Regions from separate parts of the Homo sapiens genome. Here region 2 is linked to region 1. A link is an interaction called in ENCODE POLR2A ChIA-PET data of the cell type or tissue named here. Cell type or tissue: PC-9. All regions are shown on one strand. Region 1 overlaps LOC105370787 (a long non-coding RNA gene). Region 2 overlaps PLCB2 (phospholipase C beta 2).

The links. ChIA-PET counts read pairs that join two places held together with the same protein. Peaks named below come from ENCODE experiments on the same cell type or tissue, not always from the same donor. Only the 100,000 strongest peaks of a DNase experiment are listed, where the experiment ranks them.
Region 2: POLR2A ChIA-PET joins it to region 1 with 14 read pairs; 4 of 35 experiments call an interaction of 5 or more read pairs at or near these places.

The regions. Positions count from the first base shown.
Region 1 is chr15:40,075,927-40,078,426 of GRCh38, forward strand. It overlaps LOC105370787 (a long non-coding RNA gene), which reads right to left. Exons shown (of 3, transcript NR_188231.1): 3 at 1-94. Among named protein-coding and RNA genes, the nearest start is that of BMF, 32 kb to the right of the region's middle. RefSeq lists an enhancer at 1,136-1,636. In PC-9, no CTCF peak of the experiment used is centred here; no DNase peak of the experiment used is centred here.
Region 2 is chr15:40,290,304-40,292,803 of GRCh38, forward strand. It overlaps PLCB2 (phospholipase C beta 2), which reads right to left. Exons shown (of 32, transcript NM_004573.3): 22 at 2,036-2,140; 23 at 1,761-1,855; 24 at 1,546-1,621; 25 at 1,303-1,347; 26 at 962-1,184; 27 at 715-880; 28 at 458-534; 29 at 274-369. Among named protein-coding and RNA genes, the nearest start is that of ANKRD63, 8.5 kb to the left of the region's middle. RefSeq lists enhancers at 1,004-1,549, 1,550-2,094. In PC-9, no CTCF peak of the experiment used is centred here; a DNase peak (open chromatin) is centred at 1,138; H3K4me3 peaks cover 820 bases.

The sequences.
Region 1 (2,500 bases):
GGAGCAAGATGGAAGTCCTGACTGACGATCCACACTCTGGGTCTTCAGGGAAGTGTCAGCCTCAGAGCTGCGGTCAGTGCGTGGAGCCGGCTACCTGTTGGGGAAGAAGAACTTAAGGTAGCTCCTTACCTCACACGTGCTAGTTAGGCTAAATAATTATTATTTTTGAAAGGAAGCAATTTAAAAAGAAAGAAACGAGAAGAATGTATAGGTAAAGACTTGAAAAAAAAAATATATATATATATATATAGTCAAGACAGGGTCTTGCCATGCTGCCCAGACCAGAGTGCAGTGGCTATTCACAGGCATGATCATGGTGTGCTACAGCCTTAAACTCCTGGGCTCAGGTGATCCTCCTGACTAAGCTTCTCAAGTAGCTGGGACCACAAGTGCATTCCACTGCGTCCAGCCTTCTTGAACATTTTTATATGAAAAGTTATATAAGCATAAATGCAACAGAAGTCACAAAGGAAGGCTTGATTTGGCTGCATTGAAAAAAATTTGTGACTCGAAGTGAAATTGTAAGACAAATAGCAGTTTATAAAGAATTCTCGTAGACAATAAAATACTAATTCCAAAAGTTAAAAACAGCCAAATACTAAGGAAGAGACAACTCGCAGAAGAAACAATGGCAATTAAGTATTTAAATATTTCTTACTAATTTAGAAAATAAGAAAGTGAAAGTTAAACAATGAAATGTCTCATTCTGGGTGGACATTGTAGCTCATGGCTGTAATCCCAGCGAATGGGGAGGTAGAGGTGGGAGGATCGCTTGAGCCCAGGAGTTCTAGACCAGTTTGAGCAACATAGCTGGTCTCTACAAAATAAAAAATAAAAAATAAAAAATTAGCGCAGGGCACAGTGGCTCACGCCTGTAATCCCAGCACTTTGGGAGGCCGAGGCGAGCGGATCACGAGGTCAGGAGATAGAGACCATCCTGGCTAACACACGGTGAAAGCCCGTCTCTACTAAAAATACAAAAAAAAAAAAAAAAAAAAAAAAAATTAGCCAGACATAGTGGCTGGCGCCTGTAGTCCCAGCTACTGTGCTCGGGAGGCTGAGGCAGGAGAATGGCGTGAACCCGGGAGGCGGAGCTTGCAGTGAGCCGAGATCGCGCCGCTGCACTCCAGCCTGGGAGAAAGAGCAAGACTCCATCTCAAAAAAAAAATAAAATAAAATTAGCAAGCGTGTTGGTGCACGCCTGTAGTCCCAGATACTTGGCGGTGGAGGGGTGGCGGAAGGGGGCGGGCTGTTTGAGCCCAGGAGCTCAGGAGGTCAAGGCTGCAGTGAGCCATGATCGTGCCACTATGCTCCAGCCTGGGCGACAGAGTGATACCTTGTGTCAAAAAAAAAGAAAGAGAAAGAGGGAGGGAGGGAGGGAGGGAGGGATGGAGGGAAGGAAGGAAGGAAGGAAGGAAGGAAGGAAGGAAGGAAGGAAGGAAAGAAGGAAGGAAGGAGAAAGAAGGAAAAAGAAAGTCCCTTTTCACTCGTAAAATTAGCAAAATAAAAATGTTTCAGGCTGGCCATGTTGGCTCACAGCTGTATTCCCAGCACTAGATGGAAACGTGGTGATTTAGGATCCAGGTTCTGTTTAGCTCAATAAGCTAGACGTCCTCCCCTGAGGAGGGAAGACGGCTTGAACCCAAGAGGTCGAAGCTGCCGTGAGCTATGATTGTGCCATTGCAGCCTGGGCAACAGAGTGAGACCTGTCTCAAAAAAAAAACAAAAAAAGTTTCAAATGATAATACAGTTGACCCTTGAACAAGGGTTTGAACTGCGTGAGTCCACTTATGTGCATGCTTTTTTTTGTTGTTTTTTTTTTTTTTTTTTTTTTTTTGGTTTTTTTGTTTTTTGAGACAGGGTCTCACTCTGTCACCCAGGCTGGAATTCAGTGGCACGATCATGGCTCACTGCAGCCTCAACCTCCCTGGGCTCAGGTGATTTCCCACCTCAGCCTCCCGAGTAGCTGGGACTACAGGCACGTGCCACCATGCCCAGCTAATTTTTATATATTTTTTGTAGACACAAGGTTTCACCATGTTGCCCAGGCTAGTCTCAAACTCCTGGGCTCGAGGAATCCTCCTGCCTTGGCCTCCCAAAATGCTGGGATTACAGTCATGAGCCATGGTGCTCAGCCCAGATTTTTTTCAATAAAAGTTACACCAGGTGTGCCTGCCTCTCCTGCCTCCCGTGCCTCCCCTTCTACGAACTCCTTCATCTCTACTGCCTCTGCCACTCCTAAGACAGCAAGACCTACCCCTCTCTTCCTCCTCCTCAGCCTATTCAATGTGAAGATGATGAGAATGAAGATTTTGATGACGATCCACTTCCACATAATGAATACTAAATATATGTTTTCTTCCTTATGATTTTCTTAATAACATCTTCTTTGCTCTAGTTTATTGTAAGAACACAGAATATAATACATATAACACACACAATATGTGTGAATCGACTATGTTATCACTACGGCTTTTGTCAACAGTAAGCTATTAGTAGT
Region 2 (2,500 bases), 210 kb after region 1:
AACAGTGCCACCACAGTGGACAGGCTACAATCCCAAGGCCTCAGCTCCCTCCCTGCAGGCTTGGCTGCCTCCAGAGCTCTGCCCATGTAGTGTTGGCCTCCGTGTTTTGTCTGAGGAGGACACTCTGATCAAAGGTGACAGGGGGGATCCGCTTTTTGGAGAGCCAGGGGACAGATGCATCTTTGGGAAGTGAGTCAGGATCCATTTGTAGAGAGGCCCCTTTCCACCTGAAGTGGGGTCTGCCCAGCCCTGGGCCTCCCCTCCAGGGCTCACCTCTCCTGGGCCATCTTGTCTGTGGTGACTTTGGTCATGCCCTGGATCCGCTCCAGTCTCTTTGTCTCCAGCTTTTTCTTCATCTCTTTGGTGTCGCTGCAGAGAGACAGGCATGAAGGAGCTGTTTTGTGCGGCTGAGCCCTTGCTGGGAGGCGAAGCAGGTGTGGGAGGGAGGCAGTCGTACTTCTCCGACGTCTCCTTCAGGGCCTTCAGCTCTGCCGCCTGTTTCTCTCTGGCCAGCTCCATCATTTTGGAGATTTGCTGCAGGGAGAGGAAGTAAGCTTGGCGAGAAGCCCTTTGTTGTTCAGAGGGAGTACGGGGGGCGGGGGTCGGTGGAGGGGAGTCGGTGAGGGGGTTGGGTCGGTGAGAGGGGCGAATGGGGTCCATGGGGGGTGGGGTCGGTGGGGCTGGTGGGGTTGTCGCCCTGCCCCTCCCGGCCACCTCGGCCACGTGCTGCTCCTTGCGCTTCAGAACGCACTCGTACTGCTCCTCGCCCTGCCGCAGCAGCTCCAGCTCCAGCCTGTCTTTCAGCTCCCGCACGCGCCCGTCCACGCCCTCAGGGCCCTCGCCCGGCGCGGCTCCGGCGCTCTCCTCGCGGGGCAGGCTCCTGGGGAGGCCACGTGGGGACAGGCCCTGAGATCCTGCGCCACCCGCGCTGCAGAGGGCAGGGCACCGCCACGAGCCTTACCTCTTCTTGCGAGAGCCCTTGCCGGGACCGAGCTTGCAGGCCCCGACGCCCCCCACGCCCGGTGGCCCGAGCTCCGCCAGCTGCGCCGCGCCCCGCTGCAGCAGCTCCTCCCAGCGCCGCGCTCCGCGCCGCTCCAACTCTCGCAGCTCCTTCTCGTGCCGCCGCTGCAGCTTCACCACGCCCTTTAGCTCCCGGAGCTCCTCCAGGCTGGCGGTCCGCGGCTCTGCGGAGGCCCGGGTGAGGCGCAACACCGGCCAGGCCGTCCTGCCCGTCCAACCCCCAAGGAGCCCCGGACCCGCCCCAGGCTCATCCCCGAGATCACCGGGCTCAGCAGGCCTTACCCGCAGCTTCTTTCATAGCCTCTTCCCTGGCCCCGGCCCTGGCTGCTGCAAGAGCCACGGGCTGGGCTGTCAGGTGCTCTGGGGGGCCCCTTGGCTCCGTTCGCCTCCTCCACACCGCCCCCTGGGAGTCGCAGTATGTGCCCCCTGCCCCGCACTTTCCCTAGGTGAAATTTTTTAAAGGGAAGTGCCTGTGGGTGCAGAGGTGGAGGTGCCCCCAGTAGGTGTGCGGACCGAAGCTCATACCTGGTGACCCATTGCTCGTTGGGGCCAACGCCCCATTGACCTGGCTGGCAACTGGACTCGCCAGTGGGAAGGGCTTCTGTGTAGGGAGAGCAGGTCAGGAAGGTGGCTTGACAGCCCTCTCTCCCCGAGCCTGGGACTCGGCCCTCTCCCCAGCCTCTCCCATAAATAGGGCTAATCTCTGGTGAGCCCCTGGCAGCAGTGCAGGCAACACAGACCTCAGGCAGACCTCCCATGGCCTCCTTGAGCTTCACAGACTTCGTGTCATGGGCACTGAAGAACTTAATGGGGTTGGCGAGGGCCACAGTGAGATCTGGGTGGGTGCACAGGACATTACAACATAGTGTATATGGAGATGTGGCTGGAAGTCTCCCCTGTCCTCACCCACTCCAGGATGCCCCATCTGGATCCCACCCCAACTCTGGAAGCTGGCTTGATGGGAAGGAAGGGGGAACAGACACCCCGAGGCTCCTGGCATGCCATGGGCTCCTACCTGCCCAAGCACCAGGTATGTAGTCCTTCATCTCCAGGAAGATGAAGAGCGCAGGCATGGTGAGGGGCATGTTGCTCTCACTGTGCAGGCACAGGTGGTGGTACCCTGTGAGACAGGACAGGGTAGGCAGTGAGCCAGAGCCCGTTCCTGCCAGCACTGTGCACACACAGCCTAGGACCCAAGGGTCTGAGTCTGGCACTGCACCATCCTGGCTGTGTGACTTCAGCCAGGTTACTTTAACTCTCTGAGACTTTACTCATCTATGAAGAGGGGATGAGTGTCTACTCATGTGGTTATTGTGAGGATGAAGTGAGAATGTATTATAAGCCCTTAGCAAATTTTAAATGCCCATAAGTGTCAGCTACTTGAGAAACTGCCCCAGCCGTTTCAGAAAATTACAGCAATTCTGTTAGGTGGGCAGAGTTCCCGCCTCTCTTAGGTTCCTGGAGAGGTACTGTTCTGCCC